2 separate regions of the Mus musculus genome follow, and region 2 is linked to region 1. Evidence: chromatin loops called from intact Hi-C (ENCODE). Cell type or tissue: heart. All regions are shown on one strand. Each heading gives the region's core, and the rest is flanking DNA. Links, peaks and the distances in the headings are about the cores only.

Evidence for each region. Hi-C counts contacts between places; a loop is a spot of excess contacts. Peaks named below come from ENCODE experiments on the same cell type or tissue, not always from the same donor. Only the 100,000 strongest peaks of a DNase experiment are listed, where the experiment ranks them.
Region 2: a loop joins it to region 1, with 2.1 times the contacts of the local background. A loop is called at or near these places in 1 of 42 quality-filtered maps.

What each region holds. Positions count from the first base shown.
Region 1 is chr2:13,522,989-13,531,972 of GRCm38, reverse strand. It overlaps Trdmt1 (tRNA aspartic acid methyltransferase 1), which reads left to right. Exons shown (of 11, transcript NM_010067.4): 3 at 6,279-6,355; 4 at 8,476-8,547. Among named protein-coding and RNA genes, the nearest start is that of Trdmt1, 17 kb to the left of the region's middle. In heart, for the core only: a CTCF peak has its summit at 5,106 (motif pointing right); no DNase peak of the experiment used is centred there; H3K27ac peaks cover 290 bases.
Region 2 is chr2:13,387,946-13,395,945 of GRCm38, reverse strand. It overlaps Cubn (cubilin (intrinsic factor-cobalamin receptor)), which reads left to right. Exons shown (of 67, transcript NM_001081084.2): 29 at 6,926-7,107. Among named protein-coding and RNA genes, the nearest start is that of Cubn, 100 kb to the left of the region's middle. In heart, for the core only: no CTCF peak of the experiment used is centred there; a DNase peak (open chromatin) is centred at 4,685; H3K27ac peaks cover 3,829 bases.

The DNA.
Region 1 (8,984 bases), core at 371-8,370:
CCTCTGCCTCCTGAGTGCTAGGATTAAAGGCATGCGCCACTACATCTGGCCCTTCACTTTCTTATTGTGAAATTTTTGCATAGAGTCCTCGTGAAGCCATAAGTTACATGCCATGAAGTGGCACTCAGGCCAAGTGTGTGCAGTTTGTATTGCTTAGCTATGTGAATTATGTATGGTTTCTGGATTAAACTTATTTGCTCAGAAATATGCATAACAAGTGTTTTCTCTAATTCTATAGCTTGTCTTTGTATTTCTTTAGCTGTTTCCATCAAGGTGTAGAAATTACAGGATTTTTCTCCCCGACATGAGAACATTTTTCAGTGTACTGTATGAAACCCTTTCATTCTCCAAATTTTTCTGGTTTTTGTTTTTTGTTTTTTGTTTTTCTAAATTTGTAGGTTTACTTTTCCATTTGAATCTACGATCCATTCAGAGTTACTGATTGTGTAGAGTCTGCCGAATGAGTTCCAACCCCTTTTCCTCTCAAGGGAACGTAAAGTTGATTATTCACTAAGACAGTATTCTCCTACTCAGTTTCCTTGGAATGTTACAAGAAATAGATCGCGTATTCATGGGTGTATTTCTGGGCTCTTTTCTCAGTGGTATACAAAAGTCAGTTCTCACATCAACAATATGTCTCTTTGATAGTTAGAGGTTTTTTTTTGTTTGTTTGGTTTTGATTTTGGTTTGGTTTTTCGAGACAGGGCTTCTCTGTATATCCCTGGCTGTCCTGGAACTCACTTTGTAGACCAGGCTGGCCTCGAAATCAGAAATCCTCCTGCCTCTGCCTCCCGAGTGCTGGGATTAAAGGAGTGCGCCACCACGCCCGGCCTGATAGTTAGAGTTTTTAATACATACTGAATTCAGACACTATAAATTCCCTGTTGGATTATCACCATACGTACATAGGTCCCTCTGCTTGGTACCAAGTGATCCTGACCTTGTGAAAAGTGTGAAATTGCATCTTCTCAGCAATTGTGCTTTCCCTGGCACTTGCTTATCGCTCCATCTTTTGATATTTTGACTGCTGTGTGCACAGACTGATTCCCAGAGACCCTGTGGGACAGCTGTGCAGATAGGTAGCCTCCTTCATCCCATGACACACTCCAGTCCCCTTATCTCCTTCCCGGAACGACTGTTTCCTCTGCACTTATGAAGTTTCCTTGGTCCTATTTGGGAGTTCCCTCCCTTCACTGCCGTCTAATTATGATTACTTAGCAGAAAGCTGTGGCGGTCATACGGTTGCACTTTAATTTTTCAGTCTCTTCCCAGCAATGGTGGTCTGCACTAACTGAAGTCTACTATAGTAGGAGGAGGAAAAGTAGCTATTACTTTTACTTGTATTTAATATAGCTTTTAAGGATTTCTGGGGTTGTCTTGTTTTGTTTTGTTTTTGTATGAAGGTTCGTCCTTAGAACTTGTACTCAAATATAGAAAGATGCAAATTTTAAATTGAGATATACTTTATATACTATATAACCTACCTTAAAGTTCCATATAGCCTACCTTTAAAACATATATTTTGTGGATTTTAGTATTTTTACAAAGTTGTCTGTGTATCAACATTTTCTGATTCCAGAATATTTCCAATGCTAAAATGTAATAGCAGACTGTTAACAGCCACTCCCCATTCCTATTCACTTCTAGCTTAACAACCATGACCTACTTTTTGTCTGTATGGATTTGACTGCTCTGGAAACTTGACATGAACAATCAGATGTGAGCTTTTTCTACCATCTTCATTTAGCATACTTTTCCCAAGGTTTGCTCACACTGCAGTGTTACTCAGGACTTGGTTTCCTTTTACCCCTAAGTATAATTTAATTACATGAACACGTCACAGTTACGTATGCTCCCTTCTCCCATCAAGCCCCCCCCCCCAAAAAAAAAAAACCAAACCCTGAGTGTCAGAGAGATTGCTCAGCAGTTAAGCCTTCACACTCTCCTTCCAGAGGATGCGACATCAGCTCTCAGGATCACAATTGCGTGTAACTCCAGCTCCAGATGTCCTGACACACCTTATGGACTCTGCAGCCTCGGCACCCATGAGCACCTACCCCCAACAAACATACATGTACAGAATTAAAAAGAAAAACAAAATATTTAAAACTATTAGTTGAAAAAACTTGGAACCTGTATAAAATGTCCGACCCTGTGATTCAGTGTGTAGAAGTGGCCGGCAGTGCTTATAACTGAAGAACACTTATCACTGAGAGCACATGTCACCCACCATGCACATTATAGGGAGGAGCCATGTCATTTTTTAAAAATACTTTTATCCTTTGAGAATCTCATATACTGTGAGTATATTCACCCCTCCCCTAATTCCTCCTGCATTGACTTCCTTCCACAGTAGCCCAGCTGTGTGTCCTAGTTAAAGAAACACCTCATCAAGTATAATTTGTGCCTCCTTTGTACTCTTGGATAGGTGGCCCCTCACTGGATCAGGGTAAATCTATCAGGAGCCACATGCTTAAAGAAAACTAACCCACCCACTCCAAGCCATTAGTTACTAGTTACCAGTAGCCACTCAGTTTGGAGTGGCTCTTGGCGCCTAGCTCCCTCCATGCTAGGGTTTTGTCTGCCCTGAGCTTTGCAAGTCCTGTGTATGCTGTTACCACTGCTGTGAGTTTATATGTGCAACTATGGTTCATATGCACAGCTGCCCTGTTGTGTCTAGAAACATTGCTTCATTGTAGTCATCCATTGCCTGGCTCTCTCAACCTTTCTGCCACCTCCACTAAAGGAATCCATGGCCCCTGGGGGAGGGAGGGAGACGGAGACAGATATATGCAGGTTTCCAATTTAAGGCTGAGCACAGCACAGCACAGCACAGCACAGCACCGCACAGCACAGTCTCATTCTCTGCCCCATGACTGGTTATGGGTCTCTGTTAATCTCTGTCTACTGCAAAAAGCAGCTTCTCTGATGAGGCTCGAGAGACGCACTACTATGGGTAAACAACGCACCAAGAGTCAGTTAAGCAGAGTACTAGGTTCTCACCTAAGGCCAATGACCTCTCTCTAGCTACAAAACTGTGGCCTTGATTATAGTGCCAAGTGTGATAATAACTGCATTTCAGAAGCATCATGGCCAGTCAGTATAGCCTCCTCGTCGTGAAGGTATCAGTATGAATATGTTCACAGAAAGAATACCCAAACTACATAATTCTGGATTAATCCAGCTCCAAACTTAGGTATGTTTAGGTTCCAAAATTTCTGTAAAATAGCAAGTGGCATCCCTGAGTATTTTATTAAAATTTTTATTAAAATTTTAATTTAATGTAAATATTTTAAAGCACATCTAACCAGATACAACCCAAATCAACTAATTCTCGATATAGTATCCACTGACTGTTTTAGTTCCAACAATTCGGTATTCTTCTGCTCTACTCTTGAAGAGAAACGGTGAGGAACTCTGTGTGTTTGGGACGGTTGAGATCCCAGATGTGCACCAGGAGATGGCTGAGGACTCAAACTTTAATTATGTTCCTTGCTAGTTGTAATAGCTAATGGTAACCATGAAATTATTGGACACAGGGAAATGGCCGGGGAAGGCACCTCCAGCTCACTTAAACAAGGGTCAGTTTGTTAATGTGTGTGTTTGTAAGGACCATGGAAGAGTATCTTTTATATCTATTTATGGCATGTGATTTTTATATATTCACATATGATGCAGCAAAATGGTTAAACTGAGCAGACTGGCATATTCCTCCCCTACATTCCTACTTTGTGTGAGCCTGCTGGGCAGTTTCAGGTACAGTGTCCATCACCATGCTGTGTAATAGATTGCCTGGACTCACTCCTGGGCCTTACCTGAAGCTGGGTACTCTTCAACTACTGTTTTCAACCAGTTCATTCTGCCTCTATGAGTCTGACCTTTTCAGTTAACGTATACAGGTTAGGTCAGAAAGTATCAGCCAGGTTCTAAGGAGACCCTGAACGGATTTACCTTGAGTCAGGTGGAGGCTGTTTCCCTGCTTAGGGAGCAGTGGCGTGAGGCCAGGGTGAGTGGGAGGCCCAGGACTGGAAGTGTGCTATATACTGAGATATTGTGGGGAGGATTGTCCTTCAGTCTCTTCCCTCGGCTCTAGCAGGCAGTAGCAGGTGACTTCTGATAGGCAAAATTTCTGGATGGAGAAATGGGTTCATTTAGAATGAATGGACACTCTGAGACCGGGAAGATAGCTGTGCTAAGAGCATGATTGTCCAAGGCAGCAAGACCTTGACTGCAGCTCCCTTCAGACACGTTGATACAATTCTGGCTGTGTACCAGGGTGGCCTTGAAAAAGGCAGCTTTTCCCAGAAAGCCTGCCAGAGAAGTCTGTTATCATCTGCGGTTGAGCTGAAACATCACATATAGGTGGAACTCCTTAGTCAAAAAGCTATAGATAAAATCAGAGTACTCAGTTCATTTATCTAGCTAACAAGAGGAAAATCACTAGTGACTAGTGTATAGATTTCACAAGCAGACACTTCACTGAGCTTGTTCATTGTTGAATACGACAATGACTGCCATGTAAATGGTACAATTGCTGAATGAAGGAACATATTGTACTTATAAAGTGAACAGATGATGAAGGAAAATGTGGATAAAGGATGAAAGGGACTCAGCTGACACTGATAAATGACTTCAGACAAGAGATTAGCATGCCACCTGGTATAGTCCTCAGGGGACATCAAATTGCTGTAGATATAGTGTATAAAATACTTTCACAGGGAAGGATGGGATAGAAGTAGCCAGCTGGAAGTTTCCATTGTTTGTCAGTTCTATGCTACAAGATAGGAAAACCATTGTCTTGTAAGTACAGGCTTCATAGCTATAAATAAAACGTGAGCAAATTGATCAGAAGCATATCTGAAGGATGCTTGTAATGTGACTAAAGTGGCCTTCCTTTCAGAAATGCACTAGTATTACAAGTAAAGATTTTATTGCTATTATTTAATGAACCTGTTTTGGAAAGAGGAACACTACATCTGAAAGCATTCATAAAATTTGGTGTCTTTTTCTGAACACATTTCATTATCATTGCAGCAGGATCCATCTGTCCTTTTAAAGATTTATTTATTATTTATATGAGTACATTGCAGCTGTCTTCAGACACACACCAGAAGAGGGCATCGGATCCCATTAGAGATGACTGTGAGCCACCATGTGGTTGCTGGGAATTGAATTCAGGACCTCTGGAAGAGCAGTCAGTGCTGTTAACTGTTGAGCCATCTCTACAGCCCCCTCTGCCCCCACCCCCCTTTTTTTTTTTTTTTTTTTTTTTTTTTTTTTTTTTTTTGGTTTTTCAAGACAGGGTTTCTCTGTGTAGCCCTGGCTGTGCTGAAACTCACTCTGTAGACCAGGCTGCTCTCGAACTCAGAAATCTGCCTGCCTCTGCCTCCTGAGTGCTGGGATTAAAGGCGTGTGCCACCACTGCCTGACTTTTTCTGAACATTTTAATCTCTTGTAATAAAATTAGAAAAAATGAGTACTTCCTCAAGATCCATGTTATTTTCTGCCCTTGTGTATGTCACTAACTTAACAGAGACAGCTGACTCATTCCCAGGTCAACTCACTCTTCAGAAATTTCCTGCTTTACCAATTTACACAAACTTGTTAGAGATTTGTCATAAAAATTATAGAGGTTGCTATGCTGGTCTATTCTTTCTACATTTCTGGCCAAGACTGCTTAAGGAGTATTGGCAAATCCCTGACATGTGTTCTCATTGTTTATCTTCTGATCTGTGTACACATATATGCGTTTTATATGCATGTGTAAAAGGAACAAGTTAGGTGTTATTTTAATTACTCCTGTGTATAATCATTTGAAGTTCCTTGTGCTAAGGACAAAACAATAAACTACTTGCTGGTATCTGAACATGAGGCCTTTTGATTTGCTAGTAAATCAGCAGAGAGCACTAGACAAGAGTGCAGCTACTCATCACTACACACTCACTGAACAGAGAAGCATATTAATAGATGGGCACTTAAAGATCCCCAGACCTTTCCCAATATAGTTGATTACAAAATAAGTTCTACATGGTCGAGTCCAAAAACGACAGCATTACACCTGAGTCTTCACAGAGGAATTAGTGCTGTGGACGAAGTCACTGTGCCTCCGCACAGCCGCACAGCTTCTTCACAAAGTTGCTTTGGACGGAGGCTAGTGTAACTGAAGCTGCGTTGTAAAGCTGTGCTGTGGTATGGAAACTGTGATCTCTGATGGCTTTAGTTCTGTCTAGTCTTCTCTTCATTCTGTCTGTTTTTTCTTTCAAATGTTTCTTTCTTAGGGTATTTCACTGGAAGACTTTGACAAGCTATCTTTCAATATGATTTTAATGAGCCCTCCATGCCAGCCATTCACAAGGTATGTGTAATAAGTGTTTTTCTCTTTGGGAAGAGTATATGGGCTGAAAATACAGCTAAGTAAATTCTTGCCCAGCATGCGTTGAGGCCCTGGGTTTAAATTATGACACATATCTCACCCTCACCAAAAGGGAGATAAAAAGAGGAAAGAAAGGAGAAGGGAAAATCAAAGAACTTTAAAAGCTTAAGCTGCACTTTTTGTTTTTACAATTTTTTTATTAGATATTTTCTTCATTTACATTTCAAATGCTATCCCCAAAGCTCCCTATCCCCTCCCCCCACCCTGCTCCCCAACCCACCTACTCCTGCTTCCTGGCCCTGGCATTCCCTTGTACTGGGGCATAGAATCTTCCCAAGACCAAGGGCCTCTTCTCCCATTGATGGTTGACTAGGCCATCTTCTGCACTTTCAAAGCTTTAAAATGCTCTGTAAATATATCCCTTCATTTTAGATATTGATAATTCATCATCGAGCATAGGAATCCGCAGTTACAGTCAGAATAGCAAAATAATTTGATCAACAGTAAATACGTAATGCTATGTTATAGGTATATCTAAGGTACATTTATTTTCTTTCAGATTATGTTACTCACTTTAAATTTTTCACCTCTTGAATTCATAGCTAATTCTGATCAGTGAAACAGAATTCCCTTAAGAAATATTTTATATGTAAGTAATTTGTGAAAAATTTTAGCATACATTTACAATTTGTGTATTTCTCAAAATTAATATTATAATTCAGATTTTTCATAGTCACATTATAATTTCTCATTTCAAATTTAATATTTTTAACAAGAACTGTGTCTTAAATTAAACCTAGATCATTTTCACTATTTAATAGTATAAATTATTTTAAGAGGCTATAGTAATAGGGTCTTATTGTTATTATTATTTTGAAAGTGAGAAACTGAGGCATAGATAGGTTAACTTTCTCATGACTGTACAGTTAAACAATGTCAGAGCCATTATTTATTAATCATTTATATACTTTGTATTAATATGACTAACTGGAGTGTTATATGATAAATATTTTGATTCAAGAAAATATTCTTGTGTTACTTTTTAACATCTTTGAACTTCAGGAAGCTTATCTTTTTGAGGGTTTATTGTGCTTGTATGCCATGCAATGTGTTTGATGCTGTCATTGCTAATGTTCAGAGTTTACAGTTGAAAGGGATGACTCATAAATTAGTATTATATAAATTGTGACATTTGGTACTGTAAGAACTCTGGGAGTACCATGAGAACATAGAGGATAAAATGGCGTGCATCATGCCCAGAAAGGGAAGTTCTTCCAGAGGCATGATTAGAGCTGTGTCTGAACAGAGAGTAGGAGTTTTATCAGCGATGACAGATGGCATTCCATATGAGGGTGGGTTTGAGCATATGGGAGGGTGTGGCCTAGTGTGTATAAAATAGAATGCAGCCCGAGTATATATACTGTTTCAGTGGGCTCAGCATCTTCACTGTAAGCCTAGTTCCAGCTGTTGATGTGATGCCAGGCACTAACTGACTGGAGTTGTTATCTGAACTCTGAGTGGAAAGGGACAGAATATAAAAACTGATTTCTGAGGAATCAGTTTAAATCCAGTTTACTCCCCAGCTAATAAGCCTCAGACTCACTGGTAGATTTCGCCTTGGTGTCAGATATGGGGAAAGTGACAGCAGTGTTACCTAGCTTAGGAGCATGAAGCTACTAAGCATTAAGTTTAAAAACCTGATCCTCTGTTCCTGTTGTTCAGACCCAATCTAAGGGTTCCTTCCTACTTGAACCTTGACCACACTGTGAACCTTTGTACGACTTGTTTGCTAGCCCAGTGCCTCCTGTTTACATGTGCTGGCCCTAGCTGCAATTCCTGCTTGTAAAGTAAAACCCTGAGATCAAGGGTCTGTTTACACCCGACAGGATTATCTGGGCATTTCCCATTGCTTAGTGTGCTTGCATGGTGCTTATCACCGTTGTCATCTGCTCCAGATTGCTGCCCACCCAATCAGCTACTTTCCTGTCTTTTCTTTCTTATGGTGACGATCAACTAATTTAAATTCTCTTAACTGGCTAAGTCTTTTTGATATCATTACATACAATTTTTTATAAACTCTTGTGATTTCTTTGCTTTTTTAGAATTGGCCTACAGGGGGATATGACCGATCCAAGGACAACTAGCTTCTTGTATATTCTAGATATTCTCCCAAGGTAAACAGTAGATTCTTGTACACTTACCTTAGGTTTGCAGTTGAGGGTATGAAGAATGTAGTGTTTGTCATTTTGTAGACATTAGTGGTTATCACATGCACCTTTTTTTTTTTTTTACCACAACTAATAAAAATAACATGAAATGTTTCGCAGTTTCATGCTTGCCTCCATAGTGAGTGACAGAACTGTCAGTAGCCAGCTCAATTCTGTTGCCTTTGCTCGTTGGTAGTAGTCACTGCACATGTTCCCAGTGTTAGTGACCACGGCCCCGGAGGCTGAATGACTGCCCTTTGTGTTTTGCAGTGCAGAGCCCTATGCAAGCCCATATTTTGAGATGTGTTCCAATGGAATTAACTCTTCAAGTGTGAACTTTTTCAAGTATATAGCATGTCGAGAAAAATAAATAAAATAGTTAAAATTCATTTTTAAAAAAATAG
Region 2 (8,000 bases), core at 1-8,000, 140 kb after region 1:
AAGTTAGTAGAATTATATTCTGCATATATATAATGAGTGATACAAAATCATTTTATGCTTTTTCTTTTCATTATATAGACTAAACAATGTAAGTTTTTATCACCTAAGAATAATTTTAACTCTGTCTTTAGGAATTTTTTAAACATTTTATTTACTCATAGTATTCATTTATTTATATGTATAGTGTGTAGGTGTGCATACCATATATGCATGTGGAGGTCAGAGGTCAACTTGTAGCAGGCATCTCTCTGCTTCCATCTTGTTAGCTGTCAGCAAACCTTTAGCTGGTAAGTCACCTCTCTGCCAGGAAATCGGCCTCAGGTCATTAATTCTGACAAAACAAATTACATTGGCCTGTGAAAATTGAATTAAAATATGATTATGATTAATATTTAATGTACCGACCTTACTGACATTACTTATTATCACTCTTGATGTTGTTATTTAAAAAATAATAATTTCACTGTACTGGGTACTTTAAAATATTATCTCCTATGTCACTCTAATACTTCTGTGAAAGAAGCAACATTGTCTCTTTGTAGATAAAAATGGCTGAGAAGGGCACCTTCAAGACACTAAGTGACTAACTCAGACTCAGAAGTTCAGAGACCATGGGATTGGCCCAGAGGAACCTTTGGTGTCAGACCCCAAAGTCTGGGCTTTAAGTCGTGGCCTGCTGTCTGAAATCAGCAGTTTCTCTCACAAGTTTCACTGTGAAAAGGTGGCATCTCACTGTGGTCTGAAGAAGTCCTAAGCTTGCAGTAGCTAATTTTATAAATGAACTCCAATAAACATTTAAAAGAAATCTATAGAATCTTTCCCATGTAAGTTATGTTCTTGTTTCAAGAGCTCCACAAAAATTTACACCATTCATTCATTCATTCATTCACTCATTCACTCATTCTTTCTTCAGTCAAAGTAGCAATAAACTGAAGTCCTGCGGTGAGGTCTGAGCACATTGTCAGAGGTCTAGCACACAATAGCTCATGTTTGTTCGCCATTCTGCATGATGTCTGCCTTTCTTTCTGTTCATTGAGCACACTCATGCTTGCTAAGCCTGTGCCCTACCATGGAGCTTTGATACGGTCCTCTCCTCATCCATTTACATAAAGTTCTTCTGGAGTTACCACACGTAGTCAATGGAATTAATTCATCTGGGAAAAAAACACAGGGTTAGCTACTCTGTTACTCAGGCTCAGCTCCAGAAAGTAGCTTACAAGGAGGAGTGAGGTTATAATGCCAGGGGCAGGCTAGCTGTCTTCAGAGGAGATTGGATGGCTCAGCATAGGCACTGAGGGTGGGGTGGAGTGTGTGAGGACTTAGCTGATGTAGTTGTTCTGCTTCAGTTTCGAGAAACCCAGGCTGGCTGGCTTGCTGACTGCAACCCTGGATATATTACTAACAGAAAATGATCTTGGAATCATCTGTCCCTGTAACCACGGTCTCTGCTGCCATCTTTACATGGCCTTCCCAGTTCTGTGTGTCTGTCTCCAAATTTTCCCTCTTAGAGGATGTCTTGAACTTCATTCCAACTGTAAGGCAGCAGCCTCTGCTTGACTCTCCTTGAATTGATAACGTCTGTGGTTATATCAACACCATCAGCATGGTGCTGCTCGTTTTTGTGCATTTTTGGGTGTGGAGCAACCTTCCTGTGGAGAAAAGCTTGGGAACTGAGGGCAGAGTACACAGCAGAATCAGAGAGAACAGGGTGAGGCAGAGCCTCTGAGGCTCCCTGAGCCTCACCCTGGAAAAAGTTATCTTAGATAATGACATAGTTTTCAAATCTTCTATTTGAAGATTTGAAAACTTTCAAATAGAAATGTAAATGTTGGACTTGCGAATGCCTGAGGGCATGATCCCGTTATCTTTGCCTGTTAGTAGGGTTTTATGAAGCATCAGTAGTCTTAGGTACAACCTCTTACTTTGAAAGATATTTCTCCTATTTTATTAATTTTATTTCCTTTGAAGATATCTTATACTACACTTTGTTTAGAAATCTTTAATAATTTCAAAACACCCTGAGAGACAGAGGTGATAGATGATAGAGAGATAGAATGACTATAATTAATGAATTGACTTATCCTGGAGAACTGTAAGGGAAGAATTTCTACTGGGAAAACATTCTGAATCTAAGAAGAAATTCAAAATAGAAAAAGTAGATTCGAAGGAACTGGGTACAGTGCATCTCAGCGAAAGTGTTGAGACCGGATATGCTTCTCTGGGTTAAAATGAAAGATGTCTATCCTTTATGTATAGGAAATTAAATTTAATATAAAGTGTGGCCATCCTGATTTATCTCTTTTTATCTGGGGTGCTCAGGTGAAGAACTTTAATATTCATATCCAGGTCATCTCAGATAGTTAGAGGCTGTGGCTGCCTTAATCTTATACAGTCGTATGATAACTTGCATAGTCATTCCTATAATTTTATAGCTATAGGTACCACTGATTTTGCACTTCTGATATTTTTTTTTGTTCAAGTAACATACTTCATAATAAGGGTTTGTTTGTTTTGCATTTTGGCCTATACAATTAAAAACAGGCAATTTCACTCCATATGGCTATATAGAAATCAATTAAAATTTATTATCAGAAAGTGTGGAGTAGAGATAAAGTCCCCATGGAAGATGAAACTGTCTAATCCTTCATGATTTCTTAAGTCTTAAAAAAAAAAGTCACTCTTTTAACGTGGTACTAGACCCAGAGTCTGTTGCTGGTTTTCTCAATGATCTTTTCTATTTCTAACCGCATTCTTCTCTAACCATCATCTAATGTTCAAGGTGATAAATAAGAAGAGGTTAGTACAACATGCAGTACTTCTTGCTGTGTGATTCTAGAGCTGCTGCCTCCTTATGCCTGCCTGGGAGCTTGTCTGCCTCAGTTATGAGCAAAAGAATGAGCTGTACTAGCATAAAGCCATTGTAATAACGTACCCAGAACAGGCGGCTTAAGACAGCAGGAATGTATTACTTTGCTCAAGAAGGCACTGATCGAAAGTCAAGACCATTGCATCAAGCAGAGCCCTGGGGAAGAATGAACCTTCCTGCCTCTCCCAACTCCTGTTGTGCACTGGAAAGTGCTGGGGTTTGTGCCTGATAGCAGCTGCAACCTCAACTTCTGCCTCTCTCTTTACCCAGGAGCCTTTCCTCGGTGTCAGGCTCACATTCTCTCTTCTCAGGAGAGATTTCAGTCTCATGCTAACCCAGTAGCTGTTCCTTGACCTGATAATGTTGCAGAGACCTGCCTGTCACATTTTCAGGTTCCTGGCAGACATGACATTGGGAAATGACTCCACTCATTCCAGAGTGTTCTGTACTGTGACTTTGAACAACTCTTTTTCACTCTGGCTTTGTTCGGTTTTCTTGTTCCTGTCTTCTTGTTTCCTCCTTTTCCTTAGGAGAATGTCACATTTCTTGCCTTTGAAGCCAAGGCAAAGACAAAGTCTCCCAAATTTGTCAGGACTGACTTGAACTTCAGAATTTGCAGATTGATTTTCTAGGGAATACTTGCGGGCTAGCATTTTTCTGTGAGAACAAGGACATGAGCTTCAATGATCATGGAATGAGGTAAAACAAGAAGACCAGAAAATAGGTTAGCTGGCCGTGACTTGGAGTTTCCCTCACTTCCCAGCTTTTCAGCCCTCGTTCCCATCAAACCTACCCTGCCAAGAGCAGAGCTCCACTCCCAGACCTCCCCAGCCCTTTCCAGCTCTGCTTTTCCTTCCTTGCTGGCTGTTGCTTGCCTACTTCTAAGGATAACGTAAAGATCTGTTCATGAAAGGGCTCTTCTAATGTTGTTTCTGTTCTGACACACCCACGAGTTTTAAAATTCCTACAGAAAATAAAATCAGGCTCCTCTGTGTATCCTCTGCCTTCAGGATTTTGTGCTTGTGTGTTTTAAATAAAAACAAGTTTCAATAACACAAAACAGAGAGGAAATAGACAACTGTAGGCACAGGCACTAAGAAGCCTTTTTATGTGATAGAAGAAAACTGGCCTAACCAATGAGCTCATTGTAAGATATTACGGAACAAAGGGTATGAGTTTTCAGTTCATAGAAAGACTATTATAATATAAATCAATATTCAGTTGAGTATGTGAGCCTCCCCATTTTGTTGTATTTAACATTTGTTTTTATTGTAGTTACTGATTTTACTGTATGTTGGCTCTTGGGCTTTGAACAATGACTCCTGGAAGCAGAGAGCAGGATGTGAGGATACCCTGGAAGCTGGCTTTGTAGCTCCTTTCCTCCAGTATTAGTGGATCTTAGCCTTATTTATTCCACACAGGCACCTCTCCTGAAAAATCACCTTTCAGATTACAGTGTTAGGAAAACAGAAAAAAAAAAAAAAATGAAGAGCTGACACCTTGAGTGACCTCGGGGCACAGGAGGATAAACTGAACCACCTTGCCCCTGATTATAATTGTCTTAAAGAAAGAACTCACAGAAGACCTGTGCTATAGTTCTGTGCTGCGATTTAAAAATTCATAGCTTGTTTTAGACAAAACAAAACCAGTATTAGCTGAGTTCTTACTTGAGCAAAATTTTAAATTATCTATCTCAATAAACAGACTAAGCAACGGCTTTCAACTCTTTCTTGTTCAGAGCACTGTAGAGCAGTGTGCTTCCTGCTGATAAGGGAAACACTTCCTTTCAGCTGATGACGAGGATTTGGAGGGAAATAAAACCAAATAGATTATCAGTCCTGGGAAAGGTTTTATAAAGATCAACTGCTTAAAACTGGGAAAACATGTGAGTCACTTCAAAGCACTACTGTAGTCCAGTTTGGCTACACTAGACACCAACACACTAGACAGTGTCAGATTTGCCTCAAAGTCGATACAAAGATTTTGCTCTGCTTCCTTTACCCAGGTTGCTGGGGTAATTCTGTGTTTAGACAGTGAACAGAGCAGCTGAGAGGATAAGACACCGTCAGGCAGGTACAGCCACCAAGTTTGATAGAGACAGCACAGAACTAGAAATGAAGAGGGGCTAGGCTGTATCTGACTAACTGGATTTTCTCTAGAGGAATTCACTAAGAGACTTGGGCTCACAGATCATCTCTAAAGTGAGCCCCATACCTTCATGCCTAACTCGTGTTGTTAGGAATTTCAAGCAATATACTGTGCTTATTAAAAGCATTTGAGAACTAAACTGCCGTATACATGGAACTGTTTTTAAAAGCTTACAACTTAATGAATAATTTTGTATCTTTTTTTTTTCTATTGCTAGCTAAATTTTTAGCCAATAATTCTACTCCTAGCTCCAAGGTTTATTTGTGTGTGTGTGTGTGTGTGTGTGTGTGTGTGTGTGTGTGTGTGTGTGTGTATGTGTAGTGTAGTGTACTTTTATATCTAGATAAACTTTTGCTAAGAGACAGTACATAGTACAAGCAGAGCAATTATCCCATCATTCCCAAAAATCTTATTTTGACTCTTTTATTAACCTATATAACAACTCTGAGCACTGGAGTTTGGAACCTGATATTATCACCCCAGAGTACAGTAACAGGTTGGGGTGTTAGCTTCCTGTTATGTGCAAAGGAATTTACAAGGAAACCTAAAAACATTAGGAGACACAATGGGGAAAAAGTGATACAGAGCCTTAGATGAGTCAACTATGATTTTGGATTCAATTAGCTGATAGGCTGAACCTAAATAAATACGCAGAGATGTGTTACCCAAGCTCCTTCCCTCCTTCTCTCTAAGGGCTTTCACATTTGGTTATCAAGCACTTTAGCATGTAAACAGAATGGCTTCACTTACTTGTAATTTAGAGGAAAGTTCCATGTTTGAACATAACACAGGTTCCTGGGCTGCCCAGGCTCAGGCAGTACCAGTTTCTGGAGTAAGTAGACTGTGAGTGGTGTCCCTAGAGCTCAGCAGAGGTTCCGAGGAATTGTACCAGCTACACTGCTTTTCGGCTTCAGGGATATTTTCAGTGTGGTTTTACAGTTGGAAAAGTGTTACCTAATCTTTGATGGCACTTATTGTTATATACCATTCTCCACAGTCTATAAATAATATTAGTATGTTTGCTTTTACATAGTGATTTTCAAAATGGCACACACACCACTCCCTCCTTGACATAAAAGGAGAAACACTATATGACATGGGAAAAGTCTGGAAACACAAGTTTCAGGACAAAGTAGGAGAGAAGCACGAGAAGAAGGTGGTAGCACTCAGAACTTTGAGCCAGAATCAAGGGCTTTGGCCTTCTTCTTCTCTCCCTTTTCCCCTCTTTCCCTCTCTCTCTCTCTCTCTCTCTCTCTCTCTCTCTCTCTCTCTCTCTCTCTCCCCCCCCACCTCTCTCTCTCTCTCTCTCCCCCACCTCTCTCTCCCCCTCTCCCCCTGCCTGCCTCCTTTTCCTCTCTCCCCTCCCTCCCAAGACAATCTCAGCTAGTACAGGCTGGGCTCTCAACCTTCCTATGTAACCAAGGATAACCTTGTCCTGATGATCATGACACTGTCTCCATTTCCCCTGCTAGGATTGCAGATGTGCATCACCATGCCTGGCTAGCATTGTGTTCTTTATAGATTGGAAATTCTCCTATTAGGTTCTATTAGGACCCCCACTCCCAGAATTCACTGTGTTCCTCTTAGGTCTAGATGTGTAGGAATAAGAACTCAGCATTATATAAATAATGTAATATTGTTTATCTAAAATGAATAAATTTAATAATGATTTCCCTCTCTTGCCCTCTCTGCTAGGGCTTAAAGCCTAGGTCTTATATATCATAAGCATGCGTTCTACAATTTACTTTATCTCATGACCCTCTTACTGCTTTATAATGGCAACATTAAACTTTTGCACAACATCTCTCCTATAGGAGCCATAGTTCTTTGCCACCTTTGGTGAGCAGAAGGTTTGAATACATTCTGGCTTCTATGGTCACTTTGTGCTAACAGATTGTTTTTACTTGACAGGCTGTGGTGGAGAGATGTCTGGAACCATGGGCTCCTTTAGCAGCCCTGGGTACCCTAACAGCTATCCTCATAACAAGGAGTGTATCTGGAACATTCGCGTGGCCCCAGGGAATAGCATTCAGCTCACCATCCATGACTTTGATGTGGAATATCATGCAAGCTGCAAGTATGACACCCTGGAGGTAGGAAGTCTGATTGTTCTCCAGTGTATCACAAAATCTTGGGTAGAACTAGAGAGATCCCCATCTTCTTTCCTGTGGCTAGTCCTGTTCTATGCTTAGGCATTCTAGCAAGTATCCTCCTCTATGAATGGATTGTGTTAGTAGAATAAGGGATTAATATAGCAGTTTGGTTTCTCTCCTAGTGGCTAGTAACAGTTCACTAGGAGGTAAGGCCAGGTAGCAGCAATTGGGTGTCAATATGAGCAAAGAACAGGGAAGGGTCCCCAGTGGGCAGGCTTGGTTCTGTCTCTTTTCCGGATGGATAGGAAGCTGAGCCATCAGTTCCCTCTCTTCTTTTCCTGTTGATAAAATCTGTGCTTGGGCTCTTTAACAGCCCACACTTCTCCTTCTGGTCCGAGGAATCTTCCTTAGAGAAAGCATTCTGCATTTGGGAGTCAGTGGAAGAGGGGCCCCAGCACACTGACTGCAAGTGCCACTGACCCCTTTACAGCAGCAAATGCTGCCTGGGCTGTGGGATGGTCAGGATGCTACAGCTATAGTTGCTGCAGAGGGCTGGTTTTGTTTTGTTATTTGCTTTTGTTGGTTTTGTTTTGTTATTTGTTGTTGTTATTCCTTAGTGTGGTCTTTATCTACAAAACCTTTTCAAGGCTACCTTAAGAGTTTATCTCACAAAATTAAGGTAGCCATTTTGAACTTTAGGCCTTAAAGTTTATTATAATCAACTTGGACCTATCAGCAAAATTAAATGGTTTCTAAACACACACAAGTTCCCCATCTGTTAGTGTTAGGGACTACTATTCCATATAACTCTACAGCTAGTGTGTGACACAGAGTAAGCACCTGACGCCTGTGAGCGAGCAAAAGCATTCAAACCCCTGACTGATACATGGTAA